Regions from separate parts of the Homo sapiens genome. Here all the other regions are linked to region 2. A link is a loop called in an ENCODE intact Hi-C map of the cell type or tissue named here. Cell type or tissue: tibial artery. All regions are shown on one strand.

Region 1 (8,000 bases), 56 kb before region 2:
AAATTTGTTTTGAGATTAATATAACCTCCTCAACTTTCTTTTGATTAGTGTTAGCACAGTGTATCTTCTATCCCTTTATATTAAAGTACTTTATCTTAAAAATATGTTTCTTATAGACATATATTTATATATATTTATATGTTTGGATCTTGCTTCTCTCTCCCACCATGGACAATCTCTGCCTTTTCACTGAGGTACTTAGACCATTTACATTTATTGTGATTATTGATATTATTAGGTTTAAATTTCATCTTGCTACTTATTTTCTACGTGTTTCATATGTTCTTTGTTCACTTTTTCCTCATTTTCTTACTGCTTTTGCCTTAATTGGGTGTGTTTGATGATTCCATTTTGACTCCTTCTTGACTTTTGAGCTGTAACTTTTGTTAATTTGGTGGTGGTTTTTAGGGTTTATAGTATGCATTCTTACCACGATCTCCCTTCAAGTGATATTATACTACTTCACATATAGTAAAAGAACCTTACAACAGGATACTTTCGTTTTTCCATTCCCAACCTTTGTGGTATTGTTTTCAGACACTTTTGCATGTGTTAAAAAAATCCACATCTTATTATTTTCATCTTAATAATTATCTTTTAAAGGAATTTAAATAATAAGAAAAAAACCTCTTGTATATTTATCCATGTAGCTATCATTTCCAGGGCTCTTCATTCTTTGTATAGATCTGGATTTCCATTTTGGTATCATTTTTTCTTCTGGCTGGAGGACTTCCTTTTACATTCCTTGTAGCACAAGTCTTCTGATGATGAATTATTTCAGCTTTGGTATGTCTGGGAAAGTATTTTGCTTTCATTTTGAAGTATATTTTGCTGTACAAATATATTTCTGCTGGAATGGCAGGGTCCTTTTTCTCCTTTAAGCACTTTAAAGACATTGCTTCCCTGACTTGTTGTTTGCGTTGTTTCCAGTAAGAAATGTGTTGTTATCTTTATTCCTCTGTGTGTTTTTTGCTCTGGGTTTGCTTAAGATTTTCTCTTAATACTAGTGTTGAACAATTTGTTCTGTTGTGCTTTGGTATATAGTTTTATTCATGTTTCTTGTGCTTGGGATTCATTGAAATTCTTTAATCCATGGGTTTGTTGGTTTCATGAAATTTGGAAATTTTTTATTCATCTTTCTTCAGATATATTTTCCGTTCCCCCTTCTCTCTCCTCACCGTCATGAAATCTAATTACACATATTTCACCCTACCTAAACCTGCCCCATATCACTGATTTTCTGTTCTTTTTTTCTCTCTTTGTGTTTCATTTTTGGTAGTTTCTGTTACTGTGTCTTTAAGTTCACTAATCTTTTCTTCTGCGGTTTCTATTCTGTGGTTAGTCCCATCAAGTGTATTTTTTATCTAATACATTGTAGTTTTCCTCTCTAGAAATTTGGCTTAGGCCTTTTTATATCTTTATGTCTGTATCTTCTATATGTGAATGTCAGGCACTTTTCCATTCTCTCAGGAGGCTGTTTCCCAGCCTTGATTGAGTAACATGCCTACTCTGATCAGTGCTCCGCAGGATATTCAAGGACACCCTCTGCGTATCTCCAGGGCTCACTCTGTCTGCATGTCTCTTCCTTCCGGTACTCTGTCTTATGAAATCTGGCTGACTTGGTTTCCCTTGACTCTCAATTCAGGGGATCTGCTACACTCTGCCTGGGTTCCTTACTCTGAACAGTGAACTGTCATCTGGGTTTTGATATCTCTCCAAGGGAGGGATAAATGGTCATTGAAAGCAAGTGAGCATGGTGACGGGGTGGGGGTGGCCTCCACAGGGCACGAAGTGAGTTGTACTGAGTCATCTGAGAGTGCAGTGTGCTGCTTCTGGCCAGTGGGCTTGACAGTTCAGTGTCTGGGTTCAGAATATGAGTCTGCCCATGTTCTAAGCATGTTCTAAAGATTCATATCCCAAATTAGTTTTGATTTTGGTGGCCTATAACATCCATGTGATATGAATTATCAAGCTCAATATATAAATGCAGATACATGTATTCAATTCCGAGTTATGCAAGTGTCTTTTTAAAAACTTTCAACCCTGCAGAATTAGCCTGTGATTAGTTAAGATGAGATCGTTTAAACACAGCAAGAAAATAAGTACAAGGGTACTTCAAAAAGTTCATAAAGTTAAAAGATAAAAAAATGTTTAAAGATATAAACATTATTTCTCAACATAAGCTCCATCAAATTCAAGACATTTTTGTAAGTGCTGATCCTAGCCATTTAGATTGTCCCTAAAGAACTGAATGGTGGCTAGGTGTGGTGGCTCATGCCTGTAATCCCAACACTTTGGGAGGCCGAGGCGGGAAGATCATGAAGTCAGGAGATTGAGACCATCCTGGCCAACATGGTGAAACCCCATCTCTACTAAAAATACAAAAACCAGCTGGGCATGGTGGCACGCGCCTGTAGTCCCAGGTACTTGGGAGGCAGAGGCAGGAGAATCGCTTGAACCCAGGAGGTGGAGGTTGCAGCAAGCCAAGATCGCACCACACACTCCAGCCTGGCAACAAGAGTGAGACTCCGTCTCGAAAAAAAGAACTGAATGTCTTGGGAGTTTAACCATGTCAGTGCAGTCTTTCTTACATTAGTAACTGAAGAAAAATTCCTTAAGCATGCCCCTTAAGGAATTTTTGAGATTAGGAAACAAAAAGAAGTCAGAAGGAGCCAAATGAGGTGGATTTGCAACCACCATAAGGTGGATGGCTCATGATTTCCTCTCGAAACCCTCACACACTTGCCCTTGTTTGATGAGAGGAATAAATAGGCGCTTTGTCATGGTGAAGGTCTCTGGCGAAGCTTCCCCAGGGGGTTTCTGCTAAAGCTTTGGCTCACTTTCTTGAAACACTGTCATCATAAGCAGATATTACCATCCTTTGGCCCTCCATGTGAACCCAACAAGCAAAACGCCTTGAGCATCCCAAAAATGCTGCCATGGCCTGTGCTTTGGCCAGTCAGCCTGTGCTTTGACTGGGCCCCTTCTGCCTCTTGGTAGCCTTTTTTTTTTTTTTTTTTGGATTATGCATTTTCTTCAGGATTGTCTTTGTAAAAGCTATTTTTATCTCCTGTTTGATGTTTGTTCTTGCTTCAATTTTAGCAGAAGTCATGTAGCTCTGATAGGAGCGCTTTTCAAACAGATGTCTTAATCTTCTTAGTGCCTCAAACTAGATCCTATTCAGACATGTTTCAGCAAGTTAGTACAAGTTTATTTTGGTGCCAAAAAATTTTGAAATCCATGAGGTTTTTTCATAATAAGCATTTTCCATGAACTTTTTCAAGACTCTTGTTAAGAATTAGGGTTTCCTATTGCATCATGGATGTCACACATGCAAAGCCACGTGACCTGAACATGCCTGGCCTCTCAGTGGCAGGGGAGCACATGCAGGCATGAGCGCCAGAGGTGGTGTGATACAGGAGCAACCCCCACCTGCACGACCTCATGGGACCCTGCATTAGTCTCAGAAGTGGCTCCCACCCATCCACTCTCAGGCTGCCAAGGTTCCTGGCTCCGTCAGTGCCAGAGTGAGAAAAGACACACTTGTCAGGAAGTCTCATGATTTCAGGTTTCTGTCAATCTTCTGCCCACCTGCCCTGTCAGACAAGTGCATACCCGTGGGTCAGTTCTGCTTTCTCAGCACTGCTCCTATTCTGGTGGCCGTGGAAGAGTGTGAGGCCACTGCCACGGCAGATGCACGCTCAAGTCTGCGTATATTCCTCGGCAGGCAGAATTCCCCCACCACGCACTTCTGTGGCCATGTCTGAGCACAGTGTGCCGCCCGTGGCTGCTCCCTCCCTGGGGGTGAAAGCGGGCTTCACACCACCTTCCTGTGTCTTCCGTTTCAGGCATCAGCAATGCAGAAGCACGGCAGCCAGGGAAGGCCCCCAACTTCAGTGTCAACTGGACGGTAGGCGACTCCGCTATTGAGGTCATCAACGCCACGACTGGGAAGGATGAGCTGGGCCGCGCGTCCCGCCTGTGTAAGCACGCGTTGTACTGTCGCTGGATGCGTGTGCACGGCAAGGTACTGAGGCGCCCTCACCGCAATGCGCCGGCTCCACCTCCCCAATAGCTTGTCTGTCCTCACACCTACTGTTCCTTAAGTTGTTTCATCATGTCATCATGCACAGCTTCCGAAAACGATCACTTGGAATGATTCTTCCTTCAGATTGTTTTAGCTTAGAAGTGTGGCTACGTCCCTGAAACCTTAATGCCATCTCAAAGGCAGCTCTTTTCCTCCCTGCTGCAGGGTAACACCCACTGCCAGGCCACTGTGTGTGGTGGAAACGTCTCTTACTCTCAGATATTGAAAGTCATTATGCAAAACGCAGGGCCAGTCACCCTGCTGTCCCCTCCTTCTCAGCAACATAAAAATTGCTTGGATTGTGATAACCCTCCAGTGGAGTTTTTAAACCTTTTGAATTAGCTGTGGGGCCCTTTTTTCCCCAGAATAAAACTTTATATAGTAAGTCAGGGTATTACTAGTTTGTGTGTATTCTTCAGTCAAGTAGATGGCATCTGTTTATTCTGAGACCAGCATTGTGCACTGGCATGGGAGGTATAGCCAGAAGGGACAGTGCCCGGGAGGGTCCTGTTCACCAGGGGCAGCACCCAGGCCAGCTGCCACAAGTCCAAGGTCCACACAGAAGGAGTTACTGGCCGCATGAGGGAAGGCCTCCGAGGTCATCAGGGTGATGACACACATAACATCCGTGGTGCTTCTTAGAGTTAAAAATGAAACGTGAATCCACTATTGGTGGTTTCCCAGAAGCATGTCTTCAGAACTCGGGGGTCTGTAGCTGCCTGTTTGACCAGCAAGACTGGAACTTGGCAATAACTCAGCCCTTAGGAGACGCCGCACCTTGTTCTGTGTGAAGCCGTTCCCTTGGCAGAAGGCGCCTTCCTCTGGGTTGCTTTCCCCCCAGAAGCCAATGCAGTTCTGAAGGCCATGTTTTGGTATCTTATTAGGTGTTGTTTTCATCTGTTACAGCGTCAACAGTTGCATTTGTTTTTTTATCCCTTCACAGGTTCCCTCCCACTTACTACGCTCCAAGATTACCAAGCCCAACGTGTACCATGAGTCCAAGCTGGCGGCAAAGGAGTACCAGGCCGCCAAGGCGCGTCTGTTCACAGCCTTCATCAAGGCGGGGCTGGGGGCCTGGGTGGAGAAGCCCACCGAGCAGGACCAGTTCTCACTCACGCCCTGACCCGGGCAGACATGATGGGGGGTGCAGGGGGCTGTGGGCATCCAGCGTCATCCTCCAGAACCTCACATCTGAACTGGGGGCAGGTGCATACCTTGGGGAGGGAGTAGGGGGACACGGGGGACCACCAGGTGTCCACGGTTGTCCCCAGCATCTCACATCAGACCTGGGGCAGGTGCGCAGTGTGGGGAGGGGATGGGGTGCGTCAGGGCCCAGCATCGCCGCCTGGCATCTCTCTGCCGCAGCATTTCCCCTTCTGAACCGTCCAGTGACTGCTTTCAATCTCGGTTTACGTTTAGAAATTGAGTTCTACTGAGTAGGGCTTCCTTAAGTTTAGGAAAATAGAAATTACTTTGTGTGAAATTCTTGAATAAATAATTTATTCAGAGCTAGGAATGTGGTTTATAAAATAGGAAGTAATTGTGTCAGGTCACTTTTATGCCACATTATTTTAATTGCAAAAAAGCATCTATATATGGAGGAGGGTGGGAAAATAGAGGTAGGAAATAGTAGCCTAAAGGAAATCGCCACACGTCTGTCTAAACTTAGGTCTCTTTTCTCCGTAGGTACCTCCCTGGGTAGTTCCACACACTAGGTTGTAACAGTCTCTCCCTGAGGAGCAGACTCCCAGCATGGTGTAGCGTGGCCCTGTCATGCACATGGGGTCCCGCAGCAGTGACTGTGTGTCCTGCAGAGGCGTGACCCAGGCCCCTGTAGCCCTCAGCCTCCTCTAGAAGCTTCTGTACTCCTTGTAGGATCAGATCATGGAAAACTTTTCTCAGTTTACTTCTAAGTAATCACAGATAATACATGGCCAGTAATCCCAGGCTGGCCATTCATTCAGGTTTTTTAAAGGATATTTAACTTTTATGGACTAGAAGGAATCACGAGGGCTACTGCACAATACATGGCCTAAGTTCCCTCTGTTCCTTCCTCTGAATCGAATGGATGTGGGTGACCGCCCGAAGGCCTTCACAGGATGGAAGTAGAATGATTTCAGTAGATACTCATTCTTGGAAAATGCCATAGTTTTAAATTATTGTTTCCAGCTTTATCAAAGACATGTTTGAAAAATAAAAAGCATCCAAGTGAGAGCTGGTGAGACCACGTGCTGCTGGCGTAGTGTAGGCCAGACATTGACAGTCCTGACGGGAGCTCAGGGCTGCCCAGCGCCCAGCGTGCACGGGACGGCCCCACGACAGAGGGAGTCAGCCCGGGAGGTCAGGAGCGCGGCGGGCGAGGGCCCTGTGTGGACCACCTCCACCAAGCTCAGAGATTTGCACCAGGTGCCTTGTTGCCTCCGCTCAGGATGAAAGAGGAGCTGAGAGAAGTGCTCTGCCTGCCAGTGCAGTGCCCAGCTCCAAGGCTCTAGAGGGTGTTCAGGTGGGTCTCCTGGGGCCATGGGGAGAGATTGGTGCAGACCTTACCCCACAGCATACACCTGCCACAGCGAAATCCAGGGTGTTGGCACCTGTGTGTCCGTGATGAGCCTAGGAAACCAGAGCAGGGGCAGAGGGGCGTCATCCTCCCACCGGACGCTGGGAGCTCAGACCCCAAAACTGAAACACCGTGGCTTCGGCGGGGGGTGTGCCTCCTGATGTCAGGAGCCCCATCCACGTGTGTCCACACAGATCTCGTCGCAGCACGGCAGGAAGGGGTGCTGCTTAGGGCTCATTGTTGGGGACATGACCGGGTTCAGCGGCTAGAACATCTGCCCCACAGCAGCCTCCTCCTCCACCGAAGAGGGTAGTTGTCTCCCTGAAGCAGTCACAGCAGGCGTCTCTGCCGCTCCGTCACCACAGTGGGGTTTTGTTCAGGCAGATCGCGCTGGGGTTCTGCACCTGCAGAAGGAGAGGGGTCTGTTGTCGCTGGCTTTCCCCCAAGCAGGCTCTTGCACACTCTAGAAAAAACACCTTGTAAGTCTGTGCATTTTTATTGTCTTGATAAATTGTATTTTTTTCTAATGGGGATTGGGAGATGGACTTCGTTTTTAAAAATATGTGGATTTTGGTTACCAAGTTTAGTGTTAATATATTCCATATACATACAAAACTACCCGGTATGTCTGGCTTTTCCCTTCTGTCAGGTAATAGCTAAAGTCAGCATGATTGCTCCCTGTACCACCCCAAATAAGTGAGTGCCTCACCTTGTGGGGCCTGAGCAGCTACCTTGAGACCATGTGAGGTGGCACCTTTCCGGGGTGGACTCGTGCGGCCTTGAGGACAGGCACAGGGCACCCTATCCCAAGCCGTCCAGGCAGGAGGAAGGCAGCCAAGGCAACTGGGTTCTGGGAGCCCTGGGTGGGGCAGCTGTGGGGAGGAACTGGGTTCGGGGAGCCCTGGGCGGGGCGGCTGTTGGGGGGAACTGGGTTCGGGGTGCCCTGGGCAGGGGGCTACTGGGGGGCGGCTGTGAGGAGGAGTTGGGTTCAGGGAGCCCTGGGCGGGGTGGCTGTCAGGGGGAACTGGGTTCCGGGAGCCCTGGGCCGGGGCAGGGGGCGGCTGTAGGAAGGAACTGGTTTCGGGGAGCCCTGGGCGGGGCGGCTGTGGGGAGGAAGGTGACGTGCAGGGGACCAGAGGCTCTGCACTGCTCCTAGGACAGCTCATCTGTAATCAGAAAAAAAATAAACAAAATACAGAACGCTGACTCCTCCGTGAGACAGATCGGGGACCTTAGCACTTTAATCCCTCCCTTCTGAGCGCTCGGTGTGCACTTTTAGACTATAGCTGTTTCATTGACGTGTCACTCTCCATCCAGTGTCCTTGATGTGGCTTTTAGAGACTTAGCAGAAAATTC
Region 2 (8,000 bases):
CAACAAAAAAAGTCCAGGACCCAATGAATTCACAGCTGAAATCAGACACTGAAAGAAGAAGTGGTATCAATTCTACTGAAACTATTCCAAAAGACAGAGAAAGAGGGAATCCTCCATAAATCAACAGACCAATATCCCTGATGAACATAGATGCAAAAATCCTTAACAAAATACTAGCTAACCGAATCCAACAACATATCAAAAAGATAACACAACATGATCAAATGGGTATCATACCAGGGATGCAGGGATGGTTTAACATATCCAAGTCAACAAATGTGACACACCACCTAAACAGCACTAAAAACAAAAATCATATGATCATTTCAATAGATGCAGAAGAGGCATTTGACAAAATCCGGCATTGCTTTAAGATTAAAACCCTCAGCAAAGGTGGCATAGAAGGGACATACCTCAAGATAATAAAAGTCATCTATGACAAATCCAAAGCCAACATTATACTGACGGGGGAAAAGTTGAAAGCATTCACCCTGAGAACTGGAGCAAGACAAGGATGCCCACTCTCACCACTTCTATTCAACATAGTACTAGAAGTCCTAGTCAGGGCAATCAGACAAGAGAAAGAAATAAACGGCATCCAAATCAGTAAAGAGGAAGTCAAACTGTCACTGTTCACTGATGATATAATTGTATACCTAGGAAACCCTAAAGACTCATCCAAAAAGCTCCCAGATCTGATAAATGAATTCAGTAAAGTTTCAGGACACAAAATCAATGTACACAACTCAGTAGCACTGCTACACACCAACAACAACCAAGCTGAGAATCAAACCAAGAACTCAACTCCTTTTACAACAGCTGCAAACAAACAAACAAACAAAAACAACCAAAAAAACCCACAAAACTTGATCTCTACAAGGAAAATTACAAAACACTGCTGAAAGAATTCATAGACAACAAAAACTAATGGAAATACATCCCATGCTCATGGATGGGTAGAATCAATATTGTGAAAATGACCATACTACAAAAGCAATCTATCAGTGCAATTCCCATCAAAATGCCATCATCATTCTTCACAGAACTAGAAAAAACAAAAACCTAAAATTCATATGGAACCAAAACAGAGCCTACATAGCCAAAGCAAAACTACTAAGCAAAAAGTACAAATCTGGAAGTACACAATACTCAACTTCAAACTATCCTACAAGGCTATAGTTACCAAAACAGCATGGTACCGCTATAAAAATAGGTACCTAGACCAGTGGAGCAGAAGAGAACCCAGAAATAAAGCCAAATACTTACAGCCAACTGATCTTCGACAAAGCAAACAAAAACATAAAGTGGGGAAAGGACATTCTATTCAAAAATGGTGTGGGGATATTGGCAGCCCACATGTAGAAGAATGAAACTGGATCATCAACTCAAGGTGGATTAAAGACTTAAATCTAAGACCTGAAATCATAAAAATTCTAGACGATAACATCAGAAAAACTCTTCTAGACACTGGCTTAGGCAAAGAGTTCCTGACCAAGAACCCAAAGCAAATGCAACAAAAACAAACATTAATAGATAGGGCATAATTAAACTAAAAAGCTTCTGCACGGCAAAAGAAACAATCAGCGAACAGCTCCCAGAGTGGGAGGAAATACTTGCACACTTTGCATCCGACCAAGGACTAATATCCAGAATCTACAAGGAAATGAAACAGATCAGCATGAAAAAACAAATAATCCCATCAAAACATAGGCTAGGGACAGGAATAGACAATTCTCAAGATACACAAATGGCCAACAAACGTATGAAAAAATGCTTAACTTCACTAATGATCAGGGAAATGCAAATGAAAACCACAACAGGATACTACCTTACTCCTGCAAGAATGGCCATAATTTAAAAACCCAAAAATAATGGATGTCGGCACGGATGCAGTGAAAGGGATACTGCGACACTCCTGGTGGGAATGTCAACTAGTACAACCATTGTGGAAAACAGTGTGGAGATTCCTTAAAGAGCTAAAAGTAGAACTACCATTTGATCCAGCAATCCCACTGCTGGGTATCTACCCAGAGGAAAAGAAGCCACTATATGAAAAAGACACTTGCATATGCATGTTTATAGCAGCACAATCCACAGCTGCAAAAACATGGAACCGGCCTGAATGCCCATTGACCAATGAGTGGATAAAGAAAATGTGGTACATCAGCCATAACAAGGAACGAAATGAATGCATTTGCAGCAACCTGGATGGAGCTGGAGACCATTATTCTAAGTGAAGTAACTCAGGAATGGAAAACCAAATATTGTATGTTCTCACGGGAACTAAGCTATGAGGATGTAAAGGCATAAGAATGACACAATGGACTTTGGGGACTCGAGGGGAAGAGTGGAGGGGGTGAGGGATAAAAGACTACACATTGGGGACAGTGTACACTGCTCGGGTGATGGGTGTACCAAAATCTCAGAAACTACCACTTTATCCATGTAACCAAACACCACCTGCTCCCCAAAAATGATTAAGGCTAAAAAAAAAAAATGATAAAATAAGCCAGGCACAGTGGCTCACGCCTGTAATCCCAGCACTCTGGGAGGCCAAGGCGGGTGGATTACTTGAGGTCAGGAGTTTGAGACCAGCCTGGCCAACATGGGAAAATCCTGTCTGTACTCAAAATACAAAAATTAGCCGGGTGCGGTGGCACGCGCCTGTGATCCCAGCTACTCGGGAGGCTGAGGCAGGAGAATTGCTTGAACCCGGGAGGCAGAGGTTGCAGTGAGCTGAGATCGTGTCACTGCACTCCGGCCTGGGCGACAGAGTGAGACTCTGTCTCAAAACGAAAACAAAAACAAATTAATTAAATAAAATTAAAAATAAAATTAAAAAGAATAAAAAAAAAACACTGAAAAGAAACACAAGTGGGATAAAAATGAAAAAAAATCTTCTATATTTTTTCCCCAGTAAAAACTGTCCAAGTAACTTAATTATTGCTGGAACAATGAATGCTATTCCACTTGGAAATAGCTCAAATACCCCATAAAGAACAAGCGAGTAAAATGGCACTTCTATGAAAGTTTTGTTTAAAAAACGCTAAAAACAGACACTGAAAATGCTTAAAAACAATATCAAGTTGAAAAAGCAACACATTTGTTGAAATTACATCACAGAAAAACTCAAACTTTCAGAAAACACTTAAAAATATATACAAAGAATAAGAAAAGGATGATTCTAGACCAAAACAGCACTGATGGTGCTTTTGGGTGAGTCCAGGTGAACGCTGCTTTTTTCTCTTTATCAATCAAGTCAAGAGGGAAAAAGGCCGAACGTGCCTCTGACCACCTCGAGCTCCTGCTTCCGCGCTCCTGGCCTTGCCGCGCTCTGAGAACACCTTTGAGTCCGCTGGGCCTGCCATGACTGCCCGTGTTACTAAAGGTAAAGCCAGGCCGAGTGACTCCCTGAGTCTGCACATGACGAGGGCCCCAGGGTCCCGGCGCCTCCCGAGAGCAGGTCATTACTGTGACTCACATTCCAGAGAGGCGCCGAGGCATCCACGCCCACAGACACGCCAACCCTGCTGTGACTTTACATGGAAGGCCTGAGTGTGGGGCATCTCCAGAGAGACTTTACCTTTTCTCTAATTAACAAAAGGGAGGGGGGCTACCTTCATCTTCATCCAGTCCTCCTGGAAGGGGATCCTGTCTGCGTCGTCCGTGGAGTTGAGATGTCTGCTCCTGAACTCGTCTCCCACCTCCCGCAGGTGCCTGGCAAACACCATGCTGCGACGGGTCTGTGGAAACGGCGACGGCTCGGCTGAGAACACGCCCGCCCGCCACGCAGCCCTCCCGGAGCGGGTTCTCCTGTCGCTGCCACCACCCACCCCCGCAGCTGGAACAAGCCCCTCAGACACGTCATCCACGGTCGCCTGAGAAGCAGCGCCATCCACGGTGGAGGCTCTTGGAGGGTCTCCTGCATGAAGCCAACGCAGGGCAAGCCGCCCACCCCTGCCGGCTCTGCCAGCCCCTGCCGTGGGAAGCTGCGGCACACACTGGGCTCAGCTGGCCGTTGCCCCTGGCTGGCACAACTGTGTGCAGCTCCTTCCCCTCAGTCTCTCCCCAACTCGACTTCTAGCTTAGGCGGTTAGCACATCCTGCTTTGCCAAACGGGGTGGGACTGACCTGCACAAAGTCCCACGTGAGCAGGGACTGTGTCTCCTGCAGGCAGGTTCCGGCTTTACAAGCTGCTGCCCTGGTGAACACGTCAGCAGGCCTGCTGTGTCCACGGGAGGGGGCAGCCACTTCCCGCCCTCTGCTCCCACTCACTCACAGAACCAGGGGTGGCTATGGGAAGTCACCCCATCAATGCGGAAATCAACGCCAACGGAAAAGACCCGCTGCAGAGAATAGTCCCACCTTTCAAAGCTAAAGAGAGGAGAAAGGAGGGGTCTACGTTCCAGCCACTGACGGAGTCACTGACTCCGGGGCTGACTCCAGGGCGCTGCCACCGCATTCAGGGCCTGTGGCATCAGAGGGGAGAGCTGGGTGGCCCTGCGGGCTCCCGAGGACCTGGCTCTGCAGCCACGTGAGGCTTGGGGGTGGCACAGTCACCGCAGTTGCCCAAATCCATGGCTTAAAATGATGGTTTTAATCAGCAAGGTTCAAAAAGAGCTGTCGACTGTTTTAAATTTTCAAAAGCTAAATAATGGGCAACATACACTAACTGAGAAAAACGCTCCCGAGGAAACACTCACATCCCAGTATTCTTTCCCTCCATAGTGGTCGTGAAGTAGGTTCTCGGCTCTGTCTAACATCACGGACCTGTTTTTAAACAACAGAAGAATAAACAGTTATAAGAGTTAAGGATGATGACATTCACACTCTCAGAGCACAAACTGGGAGAACCCCGGGCCGAGGAAGCAGAGACCAAGTCTCCGAGGGACACTAACCAGGGCGCGTTGGGTGGTTATGGCTGAGACACAGGCAGGCTGCTGTCTGGCCTCCACACCACGGTTCTGAGAGGGCTTTAATGCCTACTGTCAACGAACAGAATGACATCAGAGAAAAGTATCTCCTAATTTGAGGAGTGTATTTGACAGTGGGCAAAAGGCTTGGAATCCAGGATCCACCGACGGCTATGGCAAGCTGCAGGCGTGCCTGAGGAGGGGAGGGTGGGGGAAGGTTTTCTTTGACAAAAAGGAGAGGTTCACATAAGCTGCCTGGAAACAAATTCACTGACTCGAGCTCAAAGCCGGAGCTGCATCTGTTCCGTGGTAGAGACGCCATTCCTGGGCAGGCATTCTTTCCACAGCGTCTCGTCCGAATTACTGCAACCCTTGTCCGGTGGCAAACCTAGTCCCAGGAACACGGGCACACGACTGAAGCAGCGGCTGTGAAAGGTGAGGTGCGTGAAGCACGTGAGGAACGTCCTGGGGTTATTTCAGAGAGCCCTCCAGCTGGCCTTTATCTCAGACTCGCAGGCAGGTGCCTCCTCCTCAGTGCCTTCCTTGCTCCAGTTTGGGTCTGACAAGTCATCCTGGTGCCTGTGACTGTCACGTTACCTAATTCCACGTGGGAAGTGCCTCTCCTATTCCAGCCATTGAGCCAACCGTCTCACCAAACTCCCCCCAGGGCTCTTGATGCAAAATAAAAACGAAACACACAAAATGGACCGTGAGCAAATAGACCTGAATATTGGGGTGGTAAAGGCTGGAATACAAAAACGCAGAAATTTTTAAGGAAAAATAAAAATTTTAATTTTGGCCAGGCGCAGTGGCTCACGCCTCTAATCCCAGCACTTTGGGAGGCCAAGGTGGGCGGATCACGAGGTCAGGAGATCGAGACCATCCTGGCTAAGACGGTGAAACCCCGTCTCTACTAAAAATACAAAAAAATTAGCCGGGCGCGGTGGTGCATGCCACAAGTAGCCCCAGCTACTTGGGAGGCTGAGACAGGAGAATCGCTTGAACCCAGGAGACTGAGGTTGCAGTGAGCCGAGATCGCGCCACTGCACTCCAGCCTGGGCAACAGAGCAAGACTCAGTCTCAAAAAAAATACAAAAAACAAACAAACAAAAAAATGTAATCTCTACAGAGAAAAAATGAGCAACATATCTAAGTTGGCATTTTATAGAATAACATTTCAAAAGGCTTTTAAAGTGTAGTTTTACTCTGAAATCAAAGAAACACACACGAACAGAGCAAGGATTCCACATTTTGCTACTGGATCCACACAGATGGAAGCTCTCGGCCCTCGTGGCTGCCTGGGAACCAGCCGTGCACGGCCACTGCGGGGACTCTGAGGACTGCACCAAGGGCACACCCAGCCATCCTCTTCTGGGTGGCATCCTACAGTTTTACGCCCTCATGGTTCACACAAAGACTCTTCTACAGAAACCTGGAAACAACCAAAAGCCACATTTTCTTCCATCTGTACACAGACAACTGCAAAAGAACGAGGTGATGTCCATGTGTCGTAATACCCAGGTGAATGGCTGGGTGGGAAGAAAGGGCAAACTGAAAACCGCATGGAGAGGGCACGTGTGGTGATTCCACGTGTGTTTCAAAAGATGGCTGCATGCACAGGCGGCCATGTGAGGCGATTTCTGGAGAGATGGGTGTAGCTGGATTCAGTGGGTGCCTCCGGCCCTGCTTCTAATGCCGTTTTAAGGGCTTTTTATGAAATGCAATACTGCACTTCAAGACGCACATTCCACACGGGCGCGGGTAGAGGACATTCCGCACGGGCACAGGTAGACAAACTGCTCCAAAATGAACACGGTGCAGCCCCCACCCGGGTGGAGGAACAAGGAGGAAGAAAGCGCTTCACACACTTGCTCTGCCCCGTCCTCAGGGGCCTCCCCGGCATCCTCCCATCTCTCCCTCCGATGCACGGGACTGTCTTTGACCTTCATGCACATGGAACATGACTACATTTATCTTTTTCTTTTTTTTTACTGGGCATTATATCTTGATTTCTCTTTGTTGAACACGGCAGCAGGTTGCCCATCTTCAGCTGTGGATCTACCACACTCTATCCAGTGCGTGGCTGAGGGGTGCACGTGTTTTCCTGGTCCGGGGAGGCTATGAACGTTCCTGGGCAGGGGTCTGCGGGTGCATGTCCCGCATTCAGGGTGCACTGGGTTCCCAGGGTTTTACCAGATTCTTGCTCCAGGAGCAGCCTTTGAGCCCCTGCAGGCCTGTCCTCCCGACAGCGGTTGGTTTCCCGAGCATGACAGCAATGGGGGCACCTGCTCGCATTAACAGCAGCTGTCCTTACTCCTGAATCGCATGGATCCTGTGTTGGACTCACCTCACCCCAGGCTGCCCGTCCCTCACTCGCTGAGTTTCGTCTCAATTGCACGGATCCCGTCTTGGACTCGCCTCACCCCAGGCTGCCTGTCCCTCACTCGCTGGGTTTCGTCTCAATTGCACGGATCCCGTCTTGGACTCGCCTCACCCCAGGCTGCCCGTCCCTCACTCGCTGAGTTTCGTCTCCTGTATCCCAGAGAGTCCTTAGTTTATCAAATGTGCTGCAGGACCTCCCTCTCTGAGGCCTGTCTCCATTTTTCTAATGGACAAAAGTTCTTGATTTTAAAGTAACTGGCTTTACCAATCTTTCTTTTTTGGTCCATGCTTTTCCCATCTTGTTGAAGAAAGCTTTCTGCCCCACGGTGGTGAGGCTCCTCTCCTGACGGCTTGATAGCTTCACCTTCCCATTAGGGCTTTAACCCCCGGAAGAGACTTTCCCTGGGTGCTGGGGGCAGATGACCTCACCGCCCATCATCAGCCTCCTTTTCCACTGCGCCTTTTCCCCCTGCTCCCCGGCAGAAGCGTTTCTCCTAAATCAGGACCATCTAGTTGGAAGCCCCCTCTGGGCTCAGCTCCATTCTAACCTGTAAATGTGAGTCAAAAAAACTGACTGGCAAGACTGTTCCACAGGCCCCAAACGTAGGCAGACTGGCTTCCAAAACCCGAATATTGTCATGAAATGAACCCAGTCCCAGGACAACATTAAAGCTGCATCTCAACAACCAAAACAATTCAGCCTAG
Region 3 (8,000 bases), 120 kb before region 2:
CAGCAGCGTTATGGATAGAAGGCCCAGATCTCCTAGAACCCGTTGTAATGGCTATGTGTGTACCTTTCACTGCATCTGTGCTGATGGGCCTCGCAGCACAAGAAAGACTCTGCTGCCTGGGCAGGAGCTCCTCTCAGCTACAGGGTGCATTTCAAGCACAGGTGCATACACTCTAGGTTAACAGTTGAAATTCTAAAGTAAGCATGTAGAAGTAGATTTGTGAAATTGCACTTGAAATACCATGGAAATTGGATCCAAAGCAGATTGAACAGTGCCAATTCTTAGTGCAGTTATAAGTGTTAATATTGAAAATAAAGTTTACATCGTTGTCTTTTTTTTCCCTTTGATTCCAGAAAATTAACTACAATTTTCAAATAAGCAGGAACTTACTTAGGTTGTGTTAAGTAGAGCAAAGTGGACAGTCTTTCAAATGCATTGCTGCTGCGTTTGCACTGTGAAGGACGGAGCAACTTCACGAAGGCAGGGCCCTGTGAAGGTTTGTGCTCTCGTGTGCCGGCTCTGACCTGTGATTTTGTTGCTGGATGTCTCCTTCAGCAGTTCATGTGGCTTTCTAAAGCTTGCCATTGCTTAGGCATGCCTGACTGAGGCGGGAAACAAGCGTGTGGATCAGTGTGGCTCTGTATGTGTGAACATGTATGGACATATGTGCATAGGGTGGGGGTAACGAGGGAGAGGGACAAGAAGGGCCAGGGCTTGTGACCACATCAGAAGCAAGGGTGATGCTCTGTGGCACAGCTGGCCCTCGAAGTCACTCAGGGACCTAGGTTTCTTCCATCCTTAAGCTCTGTTCTCTAACAGAAGTCACCCTGGCAGTTGCTTCTAGTCCAGCAATAGAAAGGTGAGAAAGAATACAGAGAAGCACGCAGGAAGCTGTGTGAGTTGGCCCAGATGCAGTGGCACACACCACAAATTGCACAGCACCCCCACAGGAGGCGAGCCTGTGTCCTTGCCCATCACCTCTTTCCAGCTGGTGTCCAGACCTCGGGGTGATCACTGATTGTTGTTTCGTTGGTCTGGCTGTGGCTCTTCTTGGGCCAGCAGCCTGGGAGCCACACAGGGACAGGGTAACTGCGATAAAATACAATTATGCAGGAGAGGAGGCGGAAGGGCCCAGCCTGGCCCTGTCTGGCCAGCTTCCTGCACCCTGCACAGCAGGGAGCATCCTCATTCTCCAGACCCTGATTCTTCTCGGGTTGGGGCGGGAGGGGGGAACTCCCTTGTCCATTGTTCTCTCAGCCACTGGCCTCATCCTTTGGGGGTTCTTTCTGATCATCGCCTCCAGAGTCCCATCTGAAGAGGGTATCAGTGTAGAACACAGTGAGGCAGAATGTGGAAGCAAACGGGACCATCTGGAAGTTTTGCTCTAGGCCTTATAAAACACATAATTTGTTAGGTGTAAAATATATAGTATGTTGTAGTAGTGATAATAGGATGGAATAAATGCCTTAGATTTGCAAAATTGGGTCAGAGAGTTTAGGGATCTTTGGTCCTGTACCAGTGACATCATTTTGTGGCTCTTGGGGATTTGGGGAGGGACCTCCCCGAGGCCACTGTGCAGCAGCCTCATGCCCAGGGCTCACAGGTCCCATATGTGTTTCCTCCACCAAAGCACCCTGAGCTGTCCTACCTTCCTCACATCCCCACACCCCGCGGGTGTCCCTCTGCTTAGCAGCTATTTATTCTGCCTGTATTTGGGCCAACTGCACAGGCTGTCTGAGACCTGACAGTATGCTAGAATGTACAGGGCATACAATATTTTGTGTAATATCATGGAAAAGTGTGCCGTTCTTTCGGTTGACGGTGGTTGCAGATAAGACTGCAGAGACAGCTTGTGGTGGGTTGGAGTGTGACTCAGTCTCCCGTGGGTCTGCTCCCCTTCCAGACTGCATGTGGAATTCTGTATAGAGTAAGGCATATTCGTGTATGTGGGAGGGAGGCTTAGAATAAAATTTATTTTTTTTCTTATGGAAGCAGTACATGTTCATTGTAAGAATTCGGAAACATAGATACAAAATAAACTTTATGAAAAAGCAAAGGTGATCATCTGCATTAGTCTGTTTTCACACTGCTAATAAAGACTGAATAATTTATAAAGTAAGGTTTAATTGACTCACCGTTCCACATGACTGCAGAGGCCTCTCAATCATGACGGAAGATGAAGGAGGAACAAAGGGACGTCTTATATGGCAGCCAGCAAAGAGAGAAATGAGAACCAAGCGAAAGGGGAAACTCCTTTTAAAAAGTCAGATCTCATGAGACTTCTTCACTACCACGAGAACAGTATGGGGGAAACTGCACCTGTGATTCAATTATCTCCCACTGGGTCCCTCCCACACTCGTGGGAATTATGGGAGCTACAATTCAAGACGAGATTTGGGTGGGGACACAGCCAAACTATATCATCATCCTTGAAGCTAAATCTTTGAATGGGAGCAAAACCATAATAATTTTCTTCCAATTCGTAGTACTAGAATTAGATTTAGAAGTGTTTAAGGCTTTATATTTTTGTCTTACTATGACCAGGGGCTCAGTAATGCCTTACTTCTGCCTTGGAGGATGATGTGAGCATACAAGAGGGGTGGCCGCATCCCTCCAGCTTCATTCCTGGTGTCCAATGGGAGGCGAATAGGCCCCTTTGCACCTCTTAACCACCATAGTCCTCTCCCATTGCCAGCCTCTTCTGACTTTTGGGATTGTTTTACCCTCTGGACAGCAGTGTGAACAAGGTATGTCAGGCCAAGGGGGCTGCTCCCCATGGGAGGCCTGGCCGTGTTGGCTTCCAAGAGGCCAGATGGGTGCTGCTCACCATAGAAAGTGACCCTTTTCCCTGTTCCTGAGCCAACCTGTCACTTCCATGCGCTGTGTGTCACTTTGAAAACTATCTTTGCTTTCTGCAAAATGAAAGGAAACTTTCAAAAGTCAACGTATTAAAGCCTGTTTGCATTTATTCTTTTATGAATTTTGCTCACATTTTTTAATTGGGTGTTTGTCTAAAGACAATTATCGATCATAGTAGGCTGCTGGAAGGTTGACCACAGAAACCTGGTTCTCTTTCAGGGAGGTCACCATGTCTGCCTCCAGGCCCATCGGGTAGGGGCTGCCTTCTGTCAAGGCACATGCTCCAGGTCCCTTAGATGGAAGGAAAACACATGGTCTTTATCCAGTGGACTCAGGGTGCAGGTAACTGAAGGAATTAACCTCCATCATTTTCACAGATCCTCGTAGAGCTGGACCGAAGGAGGTGGGAGATCCCTGCCGGGAGCCGCTGCAGTGGGAGGGCTTACAGACGTTCGCATAGTCTCTTTCTGTTTGGTTGTTTTAACTCCCATTAAAAGGAGTGGCTTTCAGCCTTCTTGCTTACTGTCTTGTGATGTATGTGTGTTCACATGTTCCATGCACATTTGTAACGCTCACCATGCTCTCTGATTCAGCTTTGTTCCCTTAGAGTTGCCCCAGCACTGCTTTGCCATGATGATTGTGTTTTTTAAAATACTTCCAGTTGCTTACTTCTGTTTAGTTATCTCAGTGCTAAATATTGTTAATTAATTAAATATAAGCAGCATGTTCTAGATTTTATGTGTCTGGAATTCTTACTAAAAATCTTCCTGGATATGACTTCCAGTCATAACGTTATGGATTTTATTGTAAACAAGGTAGAATTTTATTTGCCTTTTAATCATTTCATTATGGTGAGTGTCCTCCTTACAGAGCGTGTACTGAATTTGGGTTTTACTCCTTTTTTGTTCATTTCCACAAGTTGAACTCTGTGTTATTATCCTATTTTCTGTTAGGGTCATTGTGTTGTTAAGTAATCGACTTACATAGAAGGTGTGCACCTAGAAGGTTAACAGAAAACAAGTTGAAACATGACTGAAAATATATTTCTGTAAGAATTACTGTAATTCTTCTGAGAGTATAAATAGCCAGGGTTTTAAAGATCTGCTTTATAGGATTTATACTGCAAATAACTTGGCAGGATTAATTGGCCTGCATTTGCTTGCTGTAGTCAGTACCATCTAGTGTTTTAGTCAATATCAGTTTTTGTAGTGTGGATGAGGCTGGTGATGGCAGCTGCAGCCTGTCTGGAGTTGCTGCTGCCGTGGTGTCAGCTGCAGCGGGGGAGGCTAGGGCTCTGTGCTCCGCAAGTTGGTGGGAACCGGGAACAGGTGGAAGCCCCACCCCCTTCCAAGTTGGAGGGGCAGGAGCCCTGCCATCCTGGGCACAGCTGCAGCCGTCCATTAGAAGCTGTGGACCCAGGCATCCCTGCACTCACCAGGGCCCAGGAAGCCCCCCTGCCCCGACAGGCTGAGAAGTGCCTGCTCCCACTGCTTGGTCTGTCCCCACTCCCAGCACCTGCTCCAGTTTCAGATCAAAGTTGTGGCCGAGCTGGGACACTGTCACAACCTGGCTGGGTGTGTGTTTGCTCAGGGCAGTGCTGACATGCCAGCACCCTGCTGCCTCGGCACCCCCAGACTTTGGGTGCTGACAAGCATGAGAGGGAGGCCAACGCGGGGCTGAGGGAAGCACAGCGCAGGCCTTGCAGCCGCCCCTCGGCAGGAACACTCTGGATGCCATGCACACTGTGGATGGCAGGATAATGGTGGCCGGAGGCAGACAAGCTCCTGGGAAGAAAGGGGAGGGTCCCTGGTGAAACTCCACCTTCAGCTTACAGAGGACTTAAGGCCTGGGGCCCAGGCTGTCAGTTCCACAGACCGGAGTGAGAACTTACGGTGCTTTTCCAGGGCTCACCCGTGACTGCCCATGCACCAATCAGCACACACTTTCCTCTGAAGCCCATAAAAACCCCCGGACTCAGCCAGACTTGGGCAGAAGACAGGATGACCTGCTTATGGAGAATAGCTGCCCACTGTGGGTCTCTCTGAGCTGTTCTGTCACTCAATGAAGCACCTCTTCACATTGCTCACCTTCCACTTGTCCACGCACCTCATTCTTCCTGGACATGGGAGAAGAACTCAGGACCTGCTGAATGGCAGGTCTGAAAGAGCTGTAACACAAACAGGGCTGAAACACACCCATTGTTTGCCACATTGCAGGCAATGAGGAGAGGAGGAGAGAAGGAGAGAAGAGCTGCAGCCCTTCAAGGAGCCCAGACCTAGGAGCTCCCTGAGCCAGGGCAGTGACGCCCCCTTTGGGGCCCTGCGGTTCCTGGTGTTTCCAAGCTTCTGGGCACTACCGTATTCCCTGGTTTCAGCCATGGAAGCTGTGTGTGGTATGCCTGGTTCAGCTGCAGCCTTGCAGGGAGCCAGTGTCCATGCCAGTGCCTAGGTCTGCCCGTCTCGCCTGCCTGGCTGTACACAATGGCTGGACCCCACGCCCACTCACTCACACACCCCTTGCCACTCCACACCTGGCTCCCCCTTGGCAGGCATGGGATCCAGGCTGGAAGTGTGAGCCGAGCGCAGCCTGCCAGGCTGTGTGGGCAGAATGAGCCCAGCAGGCCCAAGCAAAACTCGGGTAAAGGCGCCACCAGTGATGGAGGTTTCTGGCCAGAAAAATGATACCCTGAGGATCCTATGACACTGGGTTCTGATTTACCAAAAAGAGCCACACCTGACTAGGGACATGGGGAAGCAGGGGCATGCAGATCTGTCCATGAAAGCCCCACTCCTTGCTTTAGGGACAGTAGCTGATGCCCATGAGCGCTCCTTCATGCAGGTGCTGTGCTAGCACTGAATCACCAGGGCTTGCTCCGCCTATAGAACCACAACCAAGAAGATGGGAGAGACTCTCAGCTCACAGCACCAGACACTTCAGACCCAGGTTGGAGAGCTCAAAGGCCTGAAACAGGCTCCAAGAAGATGTGAGTCTGAATTCACAGCACCAGACACTTCAGACCCAGATGTGAATCTTAACTCACAGCACCAGACACTTCAGACCCAGGTCGGAGAGCTCGAGGGCCTGAAACAGGCTCAGTCCCAGACTCTCACCCAGTGCTCCCTTGCCCACTCGGCCAACTGTCGTTTTGCAGACGGCAGGCTGGTCAGAGGCTTCCCATCCAGAGTGACCCATGAGGTGTTTCTGTTCCTTAGAAGAGGATGCTAATAGCTGCCTGGGAAAACAGTTGTTAATGAGGATTGTACTAAGTAGATCCCTTTCACATCAATAGTAACCAGTTTAAAGCCTTTTCATTTACAAATATTTCTGATTTAAGGACTTAGAGGTCAGTTCGTATACAGTCAAGTTTAGATGTGTTTTGGAGAAAGTGGATACAGCCCACAAGGTCCCAAAAGGCAACAGGGCACAGGTAACATTCCCTGGCTGTGATTAGTTGGTTGAGGACATCACAATTGGAAGCATCCACGTTCTTCCTCACAGGAAGCACTTGGCTGAGAGCTGTGGACACTGAGGATGAGGCTTGAGTCTGTCCTAGCAGAGCTCAGGGCCTGGTGGGAAAAGCAGGGTGGTCAGGCCAGCGGGGGAGTGAGCGGGGAGGGGCAACCAGCTTTGCACAAGGAGCCAGGAATCTCCCCCCCACCTCCACCCTGCACCAGGGGCGCTGACTCTGGGCCCTCAAGGCCCCCCACTGGGGACGCTGACTCTGGGCCCTCAAGGCCAGTGGAATCCACAGCTCCATCCACAGCAGCGAGCCTTGTGCAGTTTCACCACAATAGTAGCACATGTGTGACCTCCTGGGGGCTGCTGGGGCCTATGGGAGTCGGGTGTGGACGGTGTGCTCCCTGGGCCTGCTCGGGGATGCTGAGTACCAGGCAGCAGTGAGTGGGGTGACTGAAGGGAAACTCGAGGGACATCTGGCCCTCTGTGCTCTGCCACGCTTGTCCCCATGCTTGCTGTGTTTGGTTTGGGGCCATTGGCCCTGCTCCTGTAGACTCAGAGTAGCTGTCTGTCCCACGTTGCCATAGCTGAGTTCACTCGGCACAGTCACCTTGGGCTGTGTGCTTTTTTTGCTGATCCCTTAACTGGTGAGAACTAGTGTACATTTGAACACTTGCCATCCAGTTGACACCTTTCAATAAAAATTGCAGATTAATAATAAATGATAGAAGTTCATGCTTTTTCCTTCTGGTGAAGACCAACACATGGCCCTGTTTTAAAGAGCAGAAAGCTGCAGAGCCACTGCCACGTCGCAGGCACCATCGAGGATGTGTAGGCGTCTCAGGGATGTTACGGCACTCAGAGGATTGGTTTATTTTTAGGAAACAACTGTAGCAGCCAAGTGAAGACTCTGGACAGGGGAGGACAGCTGTTGAATGTGTCCACAGGGCCTGAAGTAGGCCACGAAAGCCCCAAGTTTGCCCCTGCGTTGGCACAAGTACTGGGGCTGCCAAGGAAAAGGCGGGGGTGGAGGAACTCAGTGTACAGCATGCCTGTGGGGGCAGGCATGGCGCCCGGGGTGGAGGGGTGGAGGAGACCGAGCCTGCCCCAGCCATGTGGGCCTCGCAGCCCACTGGGAGAGGCAGGCCACAAACAGGGAGACAAATTGTGGATTGCACTGTGCGTGGAGGGAGAGGGAGCGGGGCGGTGGGGTGGGTTGGTGCCGTGTGAGCTGGGACTTGAGCAGTAAGGTGGGGTCTGATGAAGCCTTGCGCGAGGACATGGCAGGGAGGGAACAGGGAAGCACCCCAGGAAGTTGGAGAGGCTCTGGTGGGCATAGCGAAGGGCTGACGATGAGCACATGGGCATGTGTTAGAGCACGTTTTTTATTTATAAGGACATAACCCTGGCTGCTGCGAGGAGAGGGGCTCTCAGGGTCAAGAGAAGGCAGAGAGGCTCCTGCACAAGCTGAGTGGTAACAGCAGCGCAGAAGCAGACAGGCTGATGTGTTTAGCCCAACTTTGGGAGAAGAGCTGGTGACATGGGGTGTGGGGTGAGAGGGGAGAGAGAACCAGGTAGTCTCCAGGTGTCTGGCCTGATGGCTGCAGCGAGGTGACAGGATTTACACATGTGCATTGGTACACCTGCTGCCCGGGATGGCCAGGTGAACAAGGAGTTGGCCTTTG

Evidence for each region. Peaks named below come from ENCODE experiments on the same cell type or tissue, not always from the same donor. Only the 100,000 strongest peaks of a DNase experiment are listed, where the experiment ranks them.
Region 1: it touches region 2 in a loop (2.1-fold over the local background); 9 of 110 quality-filtered maps call a loop at or near these places.
Region 3: a loop joins it to region 2, with 3 times the contacts of the local background. A loop is called at or near these places in 11 of 110 quality-filtered maps.

What each region holds. Positions count from the first base shown.
Region 1 is chr21:45,216,988-45,224,987 of GRCh38, forward strand. It overlaps ADARB1 (adenosine deaminase RNA specific B1), which reads left to right. Exons shown (of 11, transcript NM_001112.4): 10 at 3,849-4,027; 11 at 5,031-8,000. The coding sequence ends at 5,210. Among named protein-coding and RNA genes, the nearest start is that of LINC00334, 13 kb to the right of the region's middle. RefSeq lists an enhancer at 3,304-3,870. In tibial artery, no CTCF peak of the experiment used is centred here; a DNase peak (open chromatin) is centred at 3,401; H3K27ac peaks cover 2,489 bases.
Region 2 is chr21:45,273,400-45,281,399 of GRCh38, forward strand. POFUT2 (protein O-fucosyltransferase 2) reads right to left here. Exons shown (of 9, transcript NM_133635.6): 5 at 4,704-4,770; 6 at 3,618-3,743. Among named protein-coding and RNA genes, the nearest start is that of POFUT2, 10 kb to the right of the region's middle. RefSeq lists an enhancer at 6,162-7,361. In tibial artery, no CTCF peak of the experiment used is centred here; DNase peaks (open chromatin) are centred at 3,452 and 4,092.
Region 3 is chr21:45,157,023-45,165,022 of GRCh38, forward strand. The region is part of intron 2 of ADARB1 (adenosine deaminase RNA specific B1); the gene reads left to right. Among named protein-coding and RNA genes, the nearest start is that of LINC00334, 73 kb to the right of the region's middle. RefSeq lists an enhancer at 3,812-4,457. In tibial artery, no CTCF peak of the experiment used is centred here; DNase peaks (open chromatin) are centred at 1,789, 3,309 and 6,599; H3K27ac peaks cover 4,540 bases.